Regions from separate parts of the Homo sapiens genome. Here region 2 is linked to region 1. A link is an interaction called in ENCODE POLR2A ChIA-PET data of the cell type or tissue named here. Cell type or tissue: K562. All regions are shown on one strand. Each heading gives the region's core, and the rest is flanking DNA. Links, peaks and the distances in the headings are about the cores only. Region 1 has its middle 66 kb from the start of LINC00578. Region 2 overlaps TBL1XR1 (TBL1X/Y related 1).

Region 1 (10,980 bases), core at 5,420-7,919:
TAAAAGAAAGTCACTGGTAGAATTCCATCCATAAATATTTGACTAGAATTACAGAGGGACTGGCAGGCTGCATTCATTCAAATTGGCTTTACTGGTCAACTTTTCAGTTGAAGCCTGTGAGACATTTGCCAAAAAATGAGTGAAAAATCAAGCTCTATCCCAAAGTGTAACTTGGAAGTATCCTAACTATTTGTAGGGCAGGTCTTTAGCTGGTAACCCGACCTGGTCAATTCCTTTCTAAAATAGCCCCTGCATCTGTCTCATTTTCTTCATTACTTCTATTACCAGCTGATCCAAGCCTTTATATCTCACCAAGCAGTTACTGCAACAGTTGCCAACTGGTCCCTGTGCTTCCAGGCTCTCCCAACTTCAATTCAAACTCTGTCAAGGGGACGTTTTTTTAGATCACCACTCCCCCTTGTTCATTTCTTTGTTTAAAAATCTAAGTGCAAATTCTGGTATATTGTGATTAACGCTTAAGAATGCCTGTCTTTGAGAGGAAGGTGTTATAATATTAATGAACAGTGCTAAATACACTGTACGTATCTATAATTTAATCTTTGAATGTATGTTACTGGATTAGCTCCCTCCTCCTTCTGTGTGATGGCATCATGCATGGAGTCAATCAAATCCTTGTGATGTTTTGCATGGACTTTGGCAACATGTAAATAATGTGTAAAGCAAGTTTTTATGATGAAGGAATCAAATTTATTGAATTTTATTATTGAAAGTTGAAACTTAACATGTATGGACAAAAAACAATAAAAGAATATACTCTTTTCATGGACAACAACAACAACAAAACTACGTGCCTCGATATTGTTTACTGAATCAAGTAGAGATTTTATTTTGAAGCAAGATTATTTATTAGCATAACTAAGACCATATGCCTTGATTAAAAGTAACATAAAAAGTAGAGAGACTAGGTTCTTTCTAGGAAATGTCAAGGAAGAAAGGCATTAAAGAACTGTGAGAAATGAAAAAGACTGTAGTTCAAACCAGGGTCATCCAGGGCCTGGTGCTTATATGACTGTGGGAAGGCCTTTTTAAAAAAAAAATTAGAAAGTACATACATACAAAATTAGATGTAGGTCTTGGAAGGAATCAGGGCTTAGGCTTTATTAGCTTAGTAGTAAATCTACCTCTGGGTCAAACAAACATGGCCTAATAACTGAGTTTATTTGTTTTGAATATTCATATTTGGATCAAAGTGATACAATCATGTGGTATCAACTCAAATTGTGCAGAAAAGTTTATAACAAGATTCTCTGGTCCCCCACCCTCCTCATCCTTAGTTCCAGCCCCAGAGACAACCTATTTTAGCTTTATCTTTCCTTTGGTGTTTATCACAAAAGGTTTAGTAATATATGCTCATAATTTTTTTATGATTAATCAAATTTAAATAGTACCTATTGACTCATTGCTATGGCATATGAGGATTTATCTTATTTTATGCCACCTCCTCTCAATGTTTGGTAGTAATTATTATTGCTTTTATTATTGTTTAGTAGCTTAGTCTAGTAACTAGCTTTAATTTTAGTTTTGTGTAATTTAGAAATTGCTCCATGATCTAATTCCACTGTCATTCAATGTGTAGCATTTCTGCTGGTTTCTTTTGTTGCTTCCCTTGCACACTAGATTCATAGTGCCCCTCTCTTCCAGCCCCACCCCCTTTGCCTATTGAAGTCCTTTCCATCCTTCAAAGCCCAGATCAATTCTTACCTCATCCATAAATCTCAGCTGTTCCAATAGACTTTGTTATCTCTCTTTGAATGCTTCTCACTTGACTTCTGCAACACGCAATTTAGCACTTAATTATAAAGCTTATTGTTTGTTTTTGAGCCCAGCCGCCTCCCCCTCCCTGGAGCCAGTCACTATATCTGTTGCAAGGCTGGCTCTCAATAAGTGTTTATTGAACTGAATCATTCTGTTCTCTGTTTCAGATTTGTGAGTCTTACCTGCCTCACTAGATTATAAATGCCACATATTCTTGCATTTTCCCATAGTGTAAAACATAGAGTAGGTACTCAATAATAAAAATTGTTGAATAATTCTGATCTTTTGCTTCATCCACATTATCTTGTAGCATTTCTCCTGCATTTACTGGAAGGTAGGAGAGGGTAAGTGAAAGCATACTATTTAGTTTTAACTCTGGGCCATATTTTTAAAAATATATTTTATCTACCTTTTCTTCGTGAGCGTAATTCTTTTTCCTCATTCACTCACTGAGTTCCCAAGAAGGTTGTTAAATATGGCTTAAAAATTATCCTTCAAGGCAGTTTTTGTGTGCAGAAAAGATTACTGAGTTTTTTCGCTTTAAAAATTAATAATCAATTAATTAATGTTACAAATCCACACATGTAGTTCTTTTTAAGCTTTTAAGTTCAGTTTATAAATCTTATTTTTCTGTTTATAAATCGAGCAAATTTTAACAATCATTTTTAAAGCAGCCTTTGACTAATATTTGGTCCTTTTCACAAACTTAAATAAACAGCCTGGAACACTTTAAATTTCATTTATGATTTAAATGTGCTTGATTTTCCTTTTATAGACTTTAGTTGCTTGCTTTAGCTAACAGACCTTTTCTAAGTATTTAAATAACTGTTGTAAATCTAACAAATCAAATTCAGCTATGGGAACACTAAAATCTCTTAAATCTTCCAATATTATATCATTAAAATTGTGTAAATCTAAACTCTAAATCAATAACTCAATCATATATTTTAAGGTGGAATTACAGGGCTGAACTGTTACATGAAGAGGCCAAAGTCTCATGTGACTTTTTAAATTCCAAATATTCACATATCCCTTAATAACAAAATTATAAAGATTACAGGTTTTTTTTTTTATTAAGCATTTATCAACTCAATTTCCAAAATTTATGGGAATTAAAGGATGCTTATCTGGCTGGTCATGATAGCACATGCCTGTAATCCCAGCACTTTGGGAGGCCGAGATGGGAGGATTGCTTGAGGCCAGGAGTTTGAGACCAGCCTGGTCAACACAGTGAGACCGTGTCTCTATAAAAATGTCAAAAAAATTTTTTTAAAAAGATGCTTATCTATTATGAAGCAAATGTATTACCCTGATGAATTTTGAGGATTGCCCTCAGTCTTAGTCAGTTCCAGCTGCTATAACAAATTGCCATAGACTGGGTGTGTTAAATAACAGAAACTTTTCTCACAGTTCTGGAGCTGGAAATCTAAGATCATGGCACCAGCATAGTAAGGGTCTTGGCAAAGGTCGTCTTCCTGGTTTACAGACGACAGTGTTTTCATTGTACCCTCACTTGGTGGAGAAAGAGATCATTTCTCTAATGTCTCTTATAAAGTCACCAATCCCATTCATAATCTAATTACCTACCTAAGGCCCCACCTTTAAAATATCATCACATTGGAGATTTAGGCCTCAACATATGAATTTTGGAGGGACACAAAATACTTAGTTTGCATCACCTTTCTACTTGATTATGGGAGTTGCCTTCTTGGCTTGTTGAAGGCACTTAATGCCTGGAGAAGATGGCCTGGGTATTAGTAGAGTGTCGTGTAGAACTAAAATGTTCTGGCAGGCTTCTTTTCATAGTTGCTGGGTAAATGGCCTCCATTTGGGGTGATCCGATGTCCACTAGGTTCGACTGAAGCTTTTCCTAGTTTTGTCTGTCAGGGAAGTCTGCTACTTAACTGGCTTTTAGATATGCAATCTGCAATATCTAATTGTACCAAGTTAAGGCAAGGGCTCAGGAAGCAGCCATGCTGGACTGGATTTTTCATTTTTTTGGCTCTTAAGATACGTAAATTGTAAGATCACAAATCTTAAGATCTGAACCTTAAATTGTAGATCTTTGCATCCAACTCTTATAATCTTTGAACTGGATAGAATTAGGCATTCTTTTAATATGTTTCTTGTCTAAAAAAAGCCACAAGTTTTACACATTAAAATATTATCCAGTTGAATTAGGAATGTCTCTTGGCTTTGACTGGCACAGCAGTCACAGTGTCTGAGCACGTTCTATTACTAGATGTGAACTGGGCATAGGTTTATGAAATAAAATCTAGAAATGGGCACTGTACAAACCAATGATTATTACTTGCTCTGATTCACCCGTGCTGCAGTGGGGAACAGAAAACTAACAGCAGAGCAGGATGCCGCCCCAGCTAAGCCTGTTATAACTATAGAAAGTCTACAAAAGGACAGAGGCAGGCTTCCTCTGGGACTTCATCTAGAGGTCAGGAAAGAGGCTTCTATCTTACAGGGTAATTTTCATAGTATGGGGTTCCTGTCTGCCTTGTTTAGGGTAATATCCTCAATGCCCAGAACAATGCATTGCAAGCCATTAATAAAAATATTCTGAATGGATGGATTGATGGATGGATGGCAGGCTGTACCAGGCAGGCCCTCTCCTGTGCATGTAAAGGACATGTGTAGAGGAGATTGTTTATATAGCTACCATTTGACATGGAGCTAGAACCCAGTAAACTGCAAAATTCACGAGTGGAGCAGAAGCAGCTGGTTTACTCAGAAATACCTGAGATGTTTTTATAAACACTCAAGGTAATACAACAACAACGGCAACAACAAAGTAAAAACCCCAGAGCCTTGCTGCCATGGGCAAAGAGGCTTTGTTTTTGAGACGAAGTCTAGCTCTTATCCCCCAGGCTGGAGTGCAATGGCGCGATCTTGGCTCACTGCAACCTCCACCTCCCAGGTTCAAGCGATTCTCCTGCCTCAGCCTCCTGAGTGGCTGGGATTACAGGCATGTGCCACCACGCTCGGCTAATTTTTGTATTTTAAGTAGAGACAGAGTTTCACCATGTTGGCCAGGCTGGTCTCGAACTCCTGTCCTCAGGTGATCCTCCTGCCTCAACCCCCCAAAGTGCTGGGATTACAGGAGTGAGCCACCGCGTCCGGCCACAAAGAGGCTTGAATGATGTGATGAGTATGATATGTGAATCACAATTTTAAAAAGCGATCATGGTTCAGTCATTTTCTGATATTTTCTTATGGGCATGGACGAGTGTAACCTATGCCTGTGACACCAATGAGGACAGACAGGCAAGCAGGATGCCCTGTTCTTGCTTGTGATAACTGAAATAGCAAGTTTCCAGTCTGGTTTTCTCCCTAGGCTCTCTTAAATGCCATCATAAGTATCACTGCAGACAAGGAGCAAACTGGGTATAGAGATTGTCTCCAACACAGCAGATGGATTCCTGTTTTCTTACTATATTCACTGCTGTATCATTATGGGGGAAAGCAGTTGAACAAGGAGCAGACATACGAAATAAAGTCTTTGTTACCTATAGGCAAATAAGTACATTAATTTTGTGAGATGTTTCGAGAAGAGGAATGATAGGAATCACATCCTAGTGTGTGTGGGTATGGGAGACAGATTAAAAGGCATTCCTAGGAGGAGCAAAGATTTCAGGAGCTACTAAATGATAAAATGTGAGATCCTAATCAGAAAGATGGTACTTTATGTATAGGATTGAGCCTGAGAAAAATTATGGAAGGGTTGTATGAGTGATTTGGAGGGGGAGGGGATTGGAAAGTACAGAGGGGACTCCTGGGGAACGAGAGAACTTGCTTTTGTTCAGAAGCATTAGTCTTTAATGTTGAGGGCATTTGAAAAGACCTAGAATGTAAATCATATTAAAAATCAAATCAGCAGGTTTGTTTTTTTTTTTTTTTTTTTTTTTTTTTTGAGACGGAGTCTCGCTCTGTCGCCCAGGCTGGAGTGCAGTGGCGCATTCTCGGCTGACTGCAAGCTCCGCCTCCCGGGTTCATGCCATTCTTCTGCCTCAGCCTCCCGAGTAGCTGGGACTACAGGCGCCCGCCACCACGCCTGGCTAATTTTTTTTTTTTTTGGATTTTTAGTAGAGACGAGGTTTCACCAATCACAGGATGGTCTCAATCTCCTGACCTTGTGATCCACCCGCCTCAGCCTCCCAAAGTGCTGGGATTACAGGCGTGAGCCATCACACCCAGCCGTATTTTTTTTTTTTTTTTGAGATGGAGTCTTGCTCTGTCACCCAGGCTGAAGTGCACTGGCACAATCTCAGCTCACTGCAACCTCCACCTCCCAGGTTCAGGCGATTCTCCTGCCTCAGCCTCCTGAGTGGCTGGGACTACAGGCGTACGCCACCACGCCCAGCTAATTTTTGTATTTTTAGTAGAGACGGTGTTTCACCATGTTGCCCAGGCTGGTCTCAAACTCCTGACCTTTAAGTGTTCTACCCACCTCGGCCCCCCAAAGGGCTGGAATTACAGGCATGAACCACTACGCCCGGCCAAGTATTTTTCTTTTTTTTCTTTGAGCATCAGTTGCATGCACGGCACTGAAACATTCTGTGTTTTTCCCCTTTTGTTTCATGTTCATGGTTGCTTCTCCTGAACGTGCACAGATGAGAAAAGAGGAGTTAGACTATGTCTGCATATCTTTGGCCATTTTTTATCAAGGGGGCACAGATAGTCAAAGACTGAGCCAGCCTTGAAAAACAATGCATTTGTGGACTCTCCTCTATCACTATTTTTATTCCTATAAACGAAAACTTCAGTACTATGATACAGTAGCTATAACGTTCCCTACAGCTCTTCACAATATGGCAATTACTGAAATGGTTTCTTTCTCATTATGCAGCCCCAAAGCAGTGAGATCATGAGGTAGGCAGCAAGAGAAAACAATATTTAATTTGTCCTAAAGGACAGGTGCCATGGGAATAAAAATATTCTCCTTTCCCCTGAGGTTTAAATACGTGGACACAACCAAAAAATGCAGGAGTGATACTGCACACCAAACAAGCCCGAACGTAATCGCCTAATTAAATCATTTTCATCTAATGAATATAAGCAACAAAATAAACTGGCATAGCAGCGAGTCAGGGAGTGATTCCAATGGAAGCAACTGCAGAGGTGGTGTGGCCGTGCCGGGACTTGCAGAGCTTTTCTGCTTATTTTCAAGTGACGCCCGTGTTGGCACCTTAGCTCCAGGTGAGTGGGTCTGAGAAGGCGGCTCTGTCTGGCAGTCTCCCAAACAGGGTTGGACTTCCTATGCACCTTCACCTTTTGCCTGGGGAAAGCTGGGTTTTACCCGAGAATGCTGGGGAACATAGGCTGGGCTAAGTGTGTTCCCTAGGGCTATATAGGGGTTTCCCCCGCTGGCCTGGAGTTTGTCAATAATATTTACAAAGACAAATCCCAGGTTCCTTGATCTTGATAACGGTAGATGGAAAAAGTTTATGGTGTTATTCTGTGTTGCTTTAACATGAGATCAACAATGAGTTGCCTTCCGTCTCAAGATGATAAGGGATATTTTGGAAACATTTTGAGAACAATTTTTTAGCCTTTACCATCTTGTTTGACTTCTCCCTTTAAAACTATCTTCTTGGCCTGGTGCAGTGGCTCATGCTTGTAATCCCAGCACTTTGGGAGGCCGAGGCGGGTGGATCATTTGAGGTCAGGAGTTCAAAACCAGCCTGGCCAACATGGTGAAACCCCGTCTCTACTAAAAATACAAAAATTAGCCAGGTGTGGCGGTGAGTGATTGTAATCCCAGCTACTAGGGAGGTGGAGGAAGAAGAATCCCTTGAGCCTGGGAGGCGGAGGTTATAGTGAGCAGAGATTGCTCCACTGCACTCCAGCCTGGGAGACAGAGTGAGACACCGTCTCAAAAACAAAAAACATAAAACATCTTCTTTGCCTCTTGCCCCACCTATAGAAAAAAAAGGAAAAAACAAACAAAAAACTAAAATAAGTTGACCACGAGGACAACTTAGTGCATTTTACAATGGAAGAAACAGTGATTTTGGAACTATTCTGACATGTATTGACTGACAACTGGATTCTACCACTCACTGGTTCTGTGACCATGGACAAGTTCAGATTCCTCGTCTGTAAAATGGGAATGATAAAGCAGATTCAATGAGACAGTGTATGAAACGTGTAGATAGAGCTGTTCTTCAAGGAAGATCGGTTTCCTTGGCTGGGAGGTGCATACTCTATTTACGGACGGACATCCCTTACTTTCTAGATGCTTCTGTGACAGGGGATTCCCATCTTGTCACGTAGGCAGGAAAGTCCCTTCTTACTATGTGGATTCTAGGGGTGTGAGAAGATTTCTTTTCTCACCACTGTGGCAGTGAGGGTTAGGGGAGTCCCTTTTCACCCCTTTATTTATTTTTTATTTTTTGTTTTTCTTTTGAGACAGAATTTCGCTCTTGTTGCCCAGGCTATAGTGCAATGGCAAGATCTCGGCTCACTGCAACCTCTGCCTCCCGGGTTCAAGTGATTCTCGTGCCTCAGCATCCTGAGTAGCTGGGATTACAGGTGCCCGCCACCATGCCTGGCTAATTTTTGTATTTTTAGTAGAGATGGGGTTTCATCGTGTTGGTTGGCCAGGATGGTCTCGAACTCCTGACCCCAAGTGATCCACCCACCTCTGCCTCTCAAAGTGCTGGGATTACAGGTGTGAGCCATTGCGCCCGGCTTTAATACTGATGGAAAAGAGGGGAAAGAAAGGGTGGAAAAAGTCACTTCTGGGAAATGTAGTGCAGAGCTTGATGGGAGTGGAGGCAGACTCCGTTCTTGCCATGTGTTTTGTGCTTCTGAAGGGGAGAGGGCTGGTCTATTTCTAGTGCATATTTCACTATAGGCTGACTCCTCCCTGTCTTGTGCTGTTTCCCACTTACCCCCCACACATCTTTTAAAATCGGTAATATCAACACTTCCCTGGGTTCTTGCTCCTGTACCTCTCCTCTTTTTAGCCATTAATCTTCATTTGTGTTTGCAGAATATGCCAGTAATGTGGAAACAATCTTATTTCTAGCTAAGGGAGATTTGAGAAACTTTGCTTCGGCTCTCATATATAACACACAGGAAAGTCACAACCCTCACCCTTGTGGAGTCTGCTGCCTAGTGGACAGAAGTGAATATATGGGCACAGGTGTGAGGGAGGAGAAGCCTTGGGCCTTTGGGCAGCCAGGCGACTTACAAAAGAAGACGCAGAGTTGACAGTTGGATTTAAAGTGTTTGTGCCAGTCAGGCACAGTGGCTTACTCCTGTAATCCCAGCACTTTGGGAGGCTGAGGTGGGTGGATCACTTGAGGTCAGGAATTTGAGACCAGCCTGGCCAATGTGGTGAAACACCGTCTCTACTAAAAATACAAAAATTATCTGGGCGTGGTGGTGTGCACTTGTAGTCCCAGCTACTCAGGAGGCTGAAGCAGGAGAATCGTTTGAACCCAGGAGGTGGAGGTTGCAGTGAGCCGAGATTGCGCCATTGCACTCCAGCCTGGGCAACAGAGTAAGACTCTGTCTCAAAAAAAAAAAAAAAAAAAAAAAAAAAAGGAAGCAGTTGTTGTCAATCTTGACAGCATATAAGAAAGCTATGTGGAATCTTTTAAAATATACTATGCCAGGATCATACCTCCACAGATTCTGATTTCAGAATCAATATAGAAGGGAATCTGGGCATCAGGGTTGTATAAAGGTCATAGGTGATTTTAATGTGCGGCCATGTTTGAGAATCACTTACTGCTCTACTCTTCTTTCCCTTTCCTTTTCTCCTCTCTCCTTCCTTTTTTTTTTTTTTTAACTGTAATCTAGTGGTTCTCAACCTGAGCTATACATTAGAATTACCTGAGGAGATACAGAAAATTCAGATGCCCATGCTATGTATGCCCAGACCAATCAAATAGGAGTTTCTAAAGGTGGAACTCAATAATTCATAAATTTCTTTTCTTTTTTTTTTTTTTGGAAGCAGGGTCTCTTTCTCTCACCCAGGCTGGAGTGCAGTGGCACAATCTTGGCTCACAGCAGCCTCAGCCTCCAGGGCTCAAGGGATCCTCCTGCCTTAGCTTCCTGAGTAGCTGGGACTACAGGCATGCACCACTGTGTCCAGCTAATTTTATTTATTTTTTTGTAGAGATAAGGTCTCTCTATGTTGCCCAGGCTGGTCTTGAACTCCTGGGCTCAACTGGTCCTCCCGCCTCTGCCTCCCAAAGTACTGGGATTACAAATGTGAGTCACTGTGTCTGGCTAAACATCCATAAATTTCAAGACTGGTTCAATTGTACAGCTCAGATTGAGAGGAAGATTGGAGGAACTAGATGCTCTGTGACTGTCAGGTAGAGACCAAGTTAGCAAAGCAGACTGAGAGGTGAGATTAGCACAGAAACTGGGAGAAGAGGGGGTACTTAGGTGTTTGGTATAAATGGAGCCTTCAGTATAACGTTGATGAGAAGTAATGATAATGTTTCATTCCTGACTTTAAAGAGGATACTACCAACATTTTCTGATAATAGGTACTATGCCTAAGAAGATCACTTCTGTTCTCTTACTATGAGTTTGTATTATGTTGAATTTTATCAAATTCTATTCCTGCATTTATTAAAATGGTCATATGGTTTTCTTTTCTTTTTTTTTTTTGAGATGTAGTTTCACCCTTGTCGCTCAGGCTGGAATGCAGTGGCATGATCTCGGCTCACTGCAACCTTTGCCTCCCAGGTTCAAGTGATTCTCCTGCCTCATCCTTCTGAGTAGCTGGAATTACAGGTGCCTGCCACCTTACCTGGCTAATTTTTGTATTTTTAGTAGTGATGGGGTTTCGTCATGTTGGCCAGGCTGGTCTCGAACGCCTGACCTCAGGTAATCCATCCACCTCGGCTTCCCAAAGTGCTGGGATTACAGGCGTGAGTCACTGTGCCCAGCAATGGTTTTCTTTTTTAATCTGTTAATGCATTGAACCACATTATAGATTTTTCTGATATTAAACCATCCCTGCATTCCTGAGATAATTGCAACTTGATTATGGGATGTTATTTTTTATCTATACTATTCCAATTGGCTTTGCTAGTAATTTGTTTAAAATTTTTGCATCTTTATTTATGAACTAAAAAGGCCAAAATTTACCCCTTTTCTAATGTCTGCATGACTTTGGTATCAGTTTTATGCTGATTGTGTAAAATGATTTGGTGGCATATTTCCTAG
Region 2 (10,980 bases), core at 3,857-6,356, 270 kb before region 1:
TTCTTAAAAATCTTTTTAAGTAGATAAGAATGACTCTCCTTAAAATGATTAATTATAACAGGTAGAATCCTAGCCATTTAAATGCACATAACTAAAAAATATTAGGATAAATGCAATACACAAAAACAATCTATTTCAGTGAAATTATGGACAAAAATAGAAGAGCAAAATGCCACTGTTGCATTTTTAACAAGAAAATACTATTCACAAAATTTAGTTCATTTGACAAAACACAAGACCATCACGATATAACAATATTTTTCATCCTGATGACCGTAGCTAAGACGTTTTTAAAACTACAGAACACAGAAATCCTCAGCTGGATGCGGTGGCTCACACCTGTAATCCCAGCACTTTGGGAAGCTCAGGTGGGCGGATCACCTGCGGTCAGGGGTTCGAGACCAGCCTGGCCAACATGGTGAAATCCTGTCTCTTACTAAAAATACAAAAAATTAGCTGGGCGTGGTGGCGCATGCCTGTAATCCCAGCTACCTGGGTGGCTGAGGCAGGACAATCGCTTTAACCTGGGAGGCGGAGGAGGTTGCAGTGAGCGGAGATCACGCCATTGCACTCCAGCCTGGCCAACAAGAACGAAACTCCGTCTCAAAAAAACATAAAAAGAAAAGAAAATAGAAATTTTCAAAAGTAGCAATTTTTCCTTTACAAAATATTCAAAAGTTATTTTTAAATACTTTAAACTACATATATTTAAAAAGAATAAAAAATTTAAAAAAAAAACACTTACTTAGCTTGGGAACACATGTATTTTGTCAAATTGTGAGAAACTTTCAAAATTCTCAAAAGATTCTAAAAACAAGAGAATAAGAAACACTGACATTGGGAGTTGGAGAGTCTTACCATTGGCAGTGCATTGATGTGGGGATGTGCAACTGAATATCCGGTCACCGCCAATCACAAGTTGCTGTTGTTGATGCTGAGGAAAAGGAAAGTAAAGTATTCAATGTGCCCTAAAACAAATTCAGTTTAAAAGATTTTCCATACCAAATGTTACATGTTTGAAATATTCTTTAAGGTCCCCACCAGTGAATTTCTTTCTCCCCCAAGTAATTGTTATCATAAACAACAGCAGCAACTTTTGAGTGCTTAATACTTGGCAAGTCTTTAGAACGTTCATAAGAGGTTGGCACAGTGAACAAAATGAGACTCAAAGAGATTCATCTGCACACAAGTGGTCTCACCACCAGGCAACTCAACTCATGTAAATATTATTGCATTACGGTCCAATTAGTATGTTCATAATCTATAATCATGGGCCACCAAGAATGGCATAAACTTGCATTCTATATTGTTTAATAATAAAGAGAAATATATCATTGGTTTAGAAACAATTTCAATCAAAACTTATTAACTCTGTTCTCTTTAAACTTTATAGGGCTTATCCAGTTTTCTCAATTGCTAAGTCAGGGCACCTTATATTCCACAAACCGTTTGTGTAAATATAAAAGTTAAACTTTGCAGCCAGGCGCGGTGGCTCACGCCTGTAATCCCAGCACTTTGGGAGGCCGAAGCAGGCGGATCACCTGAGGTCAGGAATTCGAGATCAGCCTGGCCAACATGGAGACACCCTGTCTCTACTAAAAATACAAAAATCAGCTGGGCGTGGTGGCGGGCACCTGTAATCCCAGCTACTTGGGAGGCTGAGGCAAGAGAATCCCTTGAACCCAGGAGGCAGAGGTTGCAGTGAGCCGAGACCGCACCACTGCACTCCAGCCTGGGGTACAACAGCGAGACTTTGTCTCAACAACAACAACAACAAAAAAGTTATACTTCACATACCATGTCAGAGGAGACTCTTAGTTGGAACACTGACCAGTACAGTTTCCACCACGGAGTACAGTTTTCTAAAGAGTAAAATCAAGCTGACACCACAGAAAGGAGTTTACTACTATATATGGGAGGTTTAGCTCCTACACCAATTAGGTGAAGTAAGAAGATAACTAAGTAAATGATGATTATGCCACATACACTATCCCACCAATCCCTGGTGCTTCAAAACAGGGCGTGGGCGTGAGCCCCCAAGGTTTGTTGCCTAGAGGCACTTATGAGCTACTCGGTAGGTCCTTTCTAGCACAGACTGAGGAAATGTTCTTTACACATCATGACTAGATACCACTAGGCTCTGTTTACCTCAAGGTCATTTGTTATGAATGTCAATTATTTCAGTATAAAGTTTTTGTCACTTTTTGAGCTAAAGTTATATAGGGCTACTTGTTATCTAAAAATCAATGGAGCATTTTTGTCACAAAACTTTTTGGCATACATGCATTCAATTTATTTATAAATAATTAACATGTACTACTAAATAATGTGTATTTTAAAACACATACAAGAAGTCAGGCACAGAGACTCATGCCTGTAATCCCAGCACTTCGGGAAGCCGAGGCGGGCCGCTTGAGCTCAGGAGTTCGAGACCAGCCTGGGCAGCATGGTGAAATCCCATCACTACCAAATATACAAAAAATCAGCCAGGCATGGTGGCGCATGGCTGTGGTCCTAGCTACTCGGGAGCCTGGGGCACGAGGGTCACTTGAGCCTGGGAGGCAGAGGTTGCAGTGAGCTGAGATGGCCATGCCACTGCATTTCAGTCTGTGTGATAGAGACTCTGTCTCAAACAAACAAGAAAAACTCCCAACATAAGTAAAAGATAGATAAATTATTTATTTACAGTGCTATAATATTTTTGTTCATAACATTCTACATTCTTAATGTCTTAATGATAGTTTTACATCATTAACTAGTATCTAAAGGTACAACTTAATTGTAGAGCAAAGCTCATCAACACCAACAGTGAATAATGTACTTTTTTTTTTTTTGAGACGGAGTCTCACTCTGTCACCCAGGCTGAAGTGCCATGGCACAATCTCAGCTCACTGCAACCTCCACCTCCTGAGTTCAAGTGGTTCTCCTGGTCTCAGCCTCCTGAGTAGCTGGCACTACAGGTACAAGCCACCACGCCTGGCCAATTTTGGTATTTTTAGTAGAGACGGGGTTTCACTATGTTGGCCAGACTGGTCTCGAACTCCTGACCTCAAGTGATCCACACGTCTCCAACTCCCAAAGTGCTGGGATTACAGGGGTGAGCCACTGTGCTGGGCCAAATAATCTACATTTCAAACATCTTTCTTGATAATCCCTAATTTTTTTCAGACATCTATAAAATGATTAGATAATAGCAAGTGAAGAGTTCGTTCTTGTAGTTTAAGTATTGGCTCTGCTATTTTCTTTTTCTTTGGTTTTTTTTTTCTTTGAGACGGAGTCTCGCTGTTGCCCAGGCTGGAGTGCAATGGCGCGACCTCAGCTCACCACAACCTCCACCTCCCAGGCTCAAGTGATTCTCCTGCCTCAGCCTCCCGAGTAACTGGGACTACCGGCACGCGCCACTACACCTGGCTAATTCTGTATTTTTTAGTAGAGACGGGGGTCTCTCCATGTTGGTCAGGCTGGTCCCGAACTCCCAACCTCGGGTGATCTGCCCGCCTCAGCCTCCCAAACTGCTGGGATTACAGGCGTGAGCCACCATGCCCAGCCATGACAATCGCTATTTTTTTTTCAGACATTTGTTAAATGATTAGATCATAGCAAGTGAAGAGTTCACTCTTGTAGTTTAAGTACTGGCTCCGCCATTGGCTTGTTTCTTAACTATTTTGGTTTTAGATGCAATTTTTTTTTTTTGCAAGATTAAGTCATGAGCCTGTTTTGGTGAGGCTTGGTTAAAACTGGGTAATAAAATCTACAAATCTATGTAATTAAACACAAGTGAATACATGCTGTGTTTTAATTGTGTCCCTCAAATTTCATGTGTTGGAGACTTAATCCCCAAATTCATATGTTGATGACATTTGGAGGTGGGGCCTTTGAGAGGAATTAGTATTAAGATAAAGTCATCAGGGTGTAGCCCCCATGATGGGACTGGCCACTTTATAAGAAGAGCAAAAGGGACCTGAGCTGACTCGCTCTTGCCTTCTTGCCATGTGATGCCCTCCAACATGTTATAAAGCAGTAAGAAGGCCCTTCCCACAGGCGGCCCCTCAAGCCTGGACTTTCTAGCCTCTGGAACTATAAGAAATCAATTTATTTTATTCATAAATTACCCAGTCTATGGTATTCTGTTATAACAACAGAAAATGGACTAAGACAAATAAACTTACAATACTAAGCTGAAATAATAGCAATTCCAGGAAACAGAACGAATGAATGAATGTATCACCGGTGCTTTGCGGAACCTCCACTTTTTCCTCCAAATAGCATTATGTACAATATGTTCTACATGACTCTCTTATACTAGAACCAAATGAGGGTACAAATTTGAACCCCTGTATTAACCATTAGAATTTTTTTTTTTACTTTGAAATGAACATAAATAAATGAACATAGAAACTAATAAGATATGGTACACATATAACACACAAACTTACATACATCTACCTTTATAGAATGCTAAATCAGATCATTCTTCCAGTTTCTTTTTCTAACTTTTCGGTCATCAGTGAGTCTCTCATCACCCTCATAGATGTATCTAATCTCAGTTTTCACTAATTACCTTTTCTCTACCTTTGTCTTCATTCATTCATTTAACTTTTCCTATTAATACTACAAGTCGTTAAGGAGAAAGACCACAATAGTGATTTAATAGTTGATGACATGGTTAAAAAGTATTTGATTCTAGGATTTGAAGGGTGAATAAATATGTGAAAAATGGTATACCAACTGCACCTGCAAATTAATCTGGAAAATTTCTAGAAACATACGCAGGACCATATTTTTTTATTTCTTAGATGTTTTCCTAGTCAACTCATTTACCTATGTCCTAGCCATCATGCAATGCATTTATAAAGCACACCACGTAATTAAAATAAACATCTGAATTTTAAAAGATATAGTGATATACTTTACAAAGGAATTACAAAACTTAAGGTGCATTTAAGATAGTCTGACAATGTATATTGAAACTATTGAAACTATTTGTATTAAAGGAATTCAAGTCCAAAACATGTGTGTCCCGTCTATCTGCATTTCTACTTTTACTCAACATTCTCTACTCTCACCACAGCAGATCACTGTGTGCAGTGTTATCTGCACTCTTTGGCTGCCCTGACATTCCTCATTCCTTACCAGAAATGTCCTTCTGACTACGGTTCTGCTCACAAATCTTCCTATCCCTCCTCCAAAGATCAGGCCCAATCAGCTTCCTCCATTAATTATCCACCCCACCATCCAGAGAGAGAAATGAGCCCCAGCTTAACATATCTCCCTTTCCACAACCGCATAGTGCCTTATTCTTCTATCATACCTCTCTGATCAAATTTCTAGAGACCCAGGACTGATTTAATCATCTTGCTGTTCCCTAACAGAACTAAGAATAATGCCTTGAACATACATGATTCTTAAGATATATATGCTGATAAAATGTTAGTGTCTAGATATAGAGAAATAGATATAAACATATTTGAAAATAAAATGCAGTAGACACTGAATTACTGAACAAATAAATCACACTGGGAAGGAAAAACTCACCAGTGGATTGTTACTTTGAAAATGCTTGAGAGAACCTGGTTATATACCAGTAACTTTAACACCACTTCCAGAAGGTGACCAATAAAGGTGGATCTTCCATCATTAACAAGAAACTCAAGAAGTACATGATCAATCACATTATTAGTGTAAAAACTATCACCTCCTTTGTGTACTACATAAACTAAATATATTTACTTCTTGTAATAAAATAAATGGCTGTAAGGTTTGTGTTTTGTCTCCAAACAAAAAGCTTTGCTTCCAAAAATGTATTTCAGAGCATTTTATCTAAAGTAAACGAAGTATTAATTTTAGATAAGGCTTACAGCATAGAAAGACACTGTTGACTTAGCAGACATCTTCTAAGATCTGCCACCTACACACAATTAGGAAGTTTTTTTAACATGGAAAAATTCTAAAGAAAAGCAAATGATATATTTTGACTGTTCTTCAAAAATACTACATTGCAGTCTCTAGAAGTAAATTTATTTAATTTATAGATAACTTTGAAAAGCTAATGGACATTATGGGCCCTTTTCCTAGACAAAGGTACAAACACAATAAAAACTTATTATTTAAGGTAGCAACACACTCTAATCTAGAACCTAGTGGTCAGTAACAAGTTCAAGGAAGTATATCTGGTATCCTTAAAAAATAAAATTATTTTGTTTTAATGTACAGAATTTGGGAAAGTCACCCCATGAATTAAGAGAAAAATATAATCCCAGCACTTTGGAAGGCCAAGGCAGGGAGATCACTTGAGGTCAGAAGGTTAAGACCAGCCTGGCAAACATGGAGAAACCTCATCTCTAATGAAAATACAAAAATTAGCCAGGTATGGTGGCAGATGCCTGTAATCCCAGCTACTCGGGAGGCTGAGGCAGGAGAATCACTTGAACCCAGGAGGCAGAGGTTGCAGTGAGCTGAGATCACATCACTGCATTCCAGCCTGGGTGACAGAGCGAGACTCGGTCTCCAAAAAAAAAAAAAAGAGAGAGAGAGAAATATATAAGAATTCTACCAGAATTGACCCTGCTTAGAAAGATTTTTATTAAATTAACTCCCAGGAAAAGTCACAGAAAAAGTTCAAATTAAATTGCTTAGCACATGATTGAAAGCACAATTAAGAAAGAAACAAAAACAGTATTACCTCCTAATGGAACAATTAAATATATACATATTTGTAAATCAGAGTTTCAACTGAATCTTCTTAATCCGTTTTACAAAAAGGAATGTTAGTATGTTATCTCCAACAACATACTACGCATACGTCAAAGCCTCTAAGCATTACATCCTCCACTGTCCTCACCCGATCCTCATTTCCCATGGAATTACACATACAGATAATATTCTAGACAGCCAGAAGGTAAGGCAGGTGAAAAGCAGAAGGAGCTATAACAGCAGGGATATCTTAAGTGACTCTGAGATCAGACTCACTGTCAGATCACGCACAGCTTTGCAATTACTGCCTATGTTTTCATTTCCCATTGTTACTTAAGCGATTAGGGGAAAAATGATTCAAAAGTTATCTGACACCAATTTTTAAAAATAAGCTATTCTCAAGACCACATACTCACATAAAAAGAAAACAATTTAAACATGCACTGGTGTCTAATCACCTAATTACTACCTTAGTTGAATTAGTTTCACTGGTAACATCACATGTCATTGAATTTTATGTTAAGATTATACAAAAATAAACTATTGTGCAAGAATAAAACAAAAAACTCTCAAGTATTTCTAAATTTTTCTGTCACAGGGTAAGCAATGCAATTAAAGACAACAGCACAAACTCTCTTACAATGACCCACAGAGTTCTTAAAATTAAAGGTTGGTTTGAACAGTTTCTAATGCTAACATAAGTCAAGTGTATTACTTAGGCACTAACGCCTATGCATCAAAAGCTTCCGGTTCACAAACCTTCAGTGATAGGGATTTTGAACATGAGAAAAAGCTTACACTCCAAATTTACGGATACTTGAAAACTAATATAAAAATGTATCTATGATTTTAAGTTATTTTTTCTTTAAAGTGAGTAGAGCATTAATGTGTAACTATAACTGTTTTCCCCAAAATGTTATTAAATTAATGGTGTAACTTACAGTGCCTTTGAAATACGACAGATATGACACTGTTTTCTTGTTTACATAAAGTTTGATAGCTGCTAAACCCTTTGTTAAAAAAGCAGTTTGGAAGAAAGAAACAAGTGTGGGGGGCCGAAGGAGGGGTGGACCAGTAGAAACAGCAACGAAGATCTAAGAAATAATATGAAGGGGGGATATCAAGCTTTGTTGCCTAAGACCACACAGGTGGGTACACTGGCACTTAAGTTAGAAAAGAAAACTGACATTCCTACATCTTAATAGATTTCTCACTCTTCCTAAGGTTTGAATATCTGATTCAAGGTATTAAGAATCTGAATAGCTAATTAGGCTACAACACACAAATCATTCAGTTGAACACATTTCCAATAGAAATGAGAATGGCTCTGCCAAGAAGACTGTCTTTGATTAGCTCTGTCCTACAGAAATGCCCCAGATTAGAACCTAACTATGACGTGGTGAGCCCCTCACTCAGATGTAATTGGTCTAGGGTAGGATCTACATCACTTGCATTTAAAATCCTCCCCACCCACCCCGTGTCAGTGTGTGGGTGTGTGTGTGCATGTGTGTGATTCCAATGGGGACTGAGAACCACTGGGTGGGGGTGGGAAGGGAAGGGACAGGATGGAGAATTTTACTAGTCAGGTCTAATTATTAACCTAAGGCAGGAGAGTCGCTTCTTTCAAATACTAAATTGCAAAGTGAGAGGTGTTCAGAACTAGAGGGAGAAATATGTTAATACTACATCGGACTAAATTAAGTGGTTTATTAATCTAATTTTAAGATTAATGATGACAAACAAAAGATAAACTCAATCTGTCTCCCAAAAATGAACAGAAAAGTAAGGACAATGATAATGAAGACACCATAAACAGAAAGGGGCCTAAAAAGACTTCAAAACATAATAACAAAAAAAAGAAGAAAATGCATAAAAAACACATAAAGCCCAAATGAGCCTCAGCTATGTGTGACAAAATTTTAAGTAGTAGGCAGAAGTTATAGAAAGGTATTTTTTTCCTATTCAATATAAAGGGAAACCATCGCGCAAATCAATGACAATGTTCAAACAAAATCTGGATATGTGATTCATCAAGGAAGTTCTAGTGGGCACTTAGGCAAATGAGCTGAAGTTTGTTCTACGTGCGCCCCATCCCTTTCTAACTTAGCACTCAAGTGTATTATCAGCGCCAGCACTAGCTTCTGCAGTACCTTTGTGCAAATTAGACTCTAGCAAAATAAATTACAAAAAGGAAGCCACGTGGTATCGGAGGTTAAGAGCCTGGAATTGTGGAGCCACACAGGTGGGTTTGGACTCCCTGGCTCTGACTCTTAGTAACTAGATAACCTCTCTCAGTGCCTTCGCTTTTTCATCTGTAAAATAAGTTAGGAGAGTGGAATAAAAAGTGCTAATCAGTGCCTAGCATAGTAATAAGACATAATGCATATTAAATAACAGAAATAAATTGTTATAAAGGAAGCTCCTTCCTCTGTGAAGACAGTCCGCTAACAGGGAAACAGCTTGGCCTGGATTTCAGTGCCCACTTTTCCCTTGGCTGTGTACCTCTGTGCAGGACACAAACTGCCCATTCAGATTCTGCCGTCCTGTGTGCTACTAAGGCTATTGAATCCAGGTACATTATGTCTTTTAGTGAATTAACACAACAGCATTACTACTAAAAAAAAAAATTATCATTTATAAAACTTTTTAATTACAACAGATTTGGAATATGCCCACAGTAGTCATCCTGACTAGCATAACCTCACAGTGATAATGAACACCTTCTAAATGAAGCAGTTCTTCAAACACTCTTCACAACTAAACAGCTTCAATTTTTACTTTGTAATAGAATGCAATAGGCCTCTTTAAAAAAAAAATTAAGAATATGTCAGCGGATAATTACTAAACTGAAAACTGTCATTCTGAAGTGCTTTGGACACACAAAAAATATACACACTTACATTAAACTAGATATTAGGTTCAGAATTCTGAAATGTTATGTTTCTATTTATCCACTACTGATGAACTCAAAGAGTCGCTCTTATGTGTCCTTACAGAAAACATTTCCTTACAGATTCACGTGAAAAAAAGTTTTCAAATTGGTTTCTTTAATTTCATATTTTGAAAGTTGGCATAATCTAGACAGTATCAGCAAATGCTTTTCCTTCAGTAAATTAAAACAAATATTTCATTTAACTACCACATTCCAATCAAAATAGCTGCCAGAAATACATTCATTTATGAAATCAAGGTTGTATGGGGGTTTTTTTAGTGGAATATTCTTAATTCTGGAGAATGCCAAGTTCTCATCCGGTGTTGGTTTGCCAAAATGCTTTCAATTTAACTTGTTCACCAAACTTAAAATGATACATTCGAACCAGCAAACACAAGCTGTGTTATCTGCCTGACCCATTCAAGGAGCCACTTCTGGTTCACACACACATAGATACACCATCCGGGGATCATGAAACGAAACTACCTTTCTTAAGATCTCATATATTATATATATTTCAATACAGAAAACTCCTCTCTGTGCCCAGCACCCAAGTTACGATAATAAAACACCAACTGAGATTATCTGAATACAACTACTCCATCTTACTTCTCAGTCATTGGCACGCAATGGTCTAAGGCAAACTATGGCCAGTTAGCAGATATTTTTTTATTTTGCAGGCCATTTGGTCTCTGTCACTACTACTCAACTCTGCTATTATACAGCAAAGTAGCCACAGACAATACATTAAAAAATGAATGGGCATTACTCTTTCTAATAAAACTTTATTCAAAAAAAAAAAAGATAACACACCAGATATGGTCCACAGGTCATAGTTTGTTGACTCTGAAGCAATTCCCAGAACCATCCAAATTTCTACAGATCCAGGATAAAGCAAAGAAGCTTTTAGGTTAAATGAGGTAAACATTTTTTTAAATCAAATAAATTAACAGACCAAGCAAAAACACTTACTATTTAAACACTGCCTACTAAAAATATATAACCATTCTATGAAAAGGAAATTTTCTAAGGAATTCAAACATAGTATCTTATGTGGCCCTATATATAATAATGAAGTTCATTAAGAAAATTATAAGTATTAAACTTCAACATTCCTCTGCCATCTTTAGAAACTTAAAAGACAGTGGGGGTAAGAATGGAAAGAATAAGGCTTTCTGTTCTGTTTAAAAACTCAGCTCTTTCACATCATATCCATACAACTGTAAGCAAGCCCTCAGTGTCTTCATCTATATAGTGTATTAGACAGCTTGATAACAAGTATGAACATAGTGTTTGGCTTATTGTAAAGAAAATAAACTAGGATTTATAATCCTATTGAATGCCTAAAGGCATTT

The links. ChIA-PET counts read pairs that join two places held together with the same protein. Peaks named below come from ENCODE experiments on the same cell type or tissue, not always from the same donor. Only the 100,000 strongest peaks of a DNase experiment are listed, where the experiment ranks them.
Region 2: POLR2A ChIA-PET joins it to region 1 with 5 read pairs; 3 of 35 experiments call an interaction of 5 or more read pairs at or near these places.

What each region holds. Positions count from the first base shown.
Region 1 is chr3:177,370,326-177,381,305 of GRCh38, forward strand. No RefSeq gene overlaps it. Among named protein-coding and RNA genes, the nearest start is that of LINC00578, 66 kb to the right of the region's middle. RefSeq lists an enhancer at 7,942-8,121. In K562, for the core only: no CTCF peak of the experiment used is centred there; no DNase peak of the experiment used is centred there.
Region 2 is chr3:177,097,608-177,108,587 of GRCh38, forward strand. It overlaps TBL1XR1 (TBL1X/Y related 1), which reads right to left. Exons shown (of 16, transcript NM_024665.7): 2 at 859-934. Among named protein-coding and RNA genes, the nearest start is that of TBL1XR1-AS1, 66 kb to the left of the region's middle. In K562, for the core only: no CTCF peak of the experiment used is centred there; a DNase peak (open chromatin) is centred at 5,194.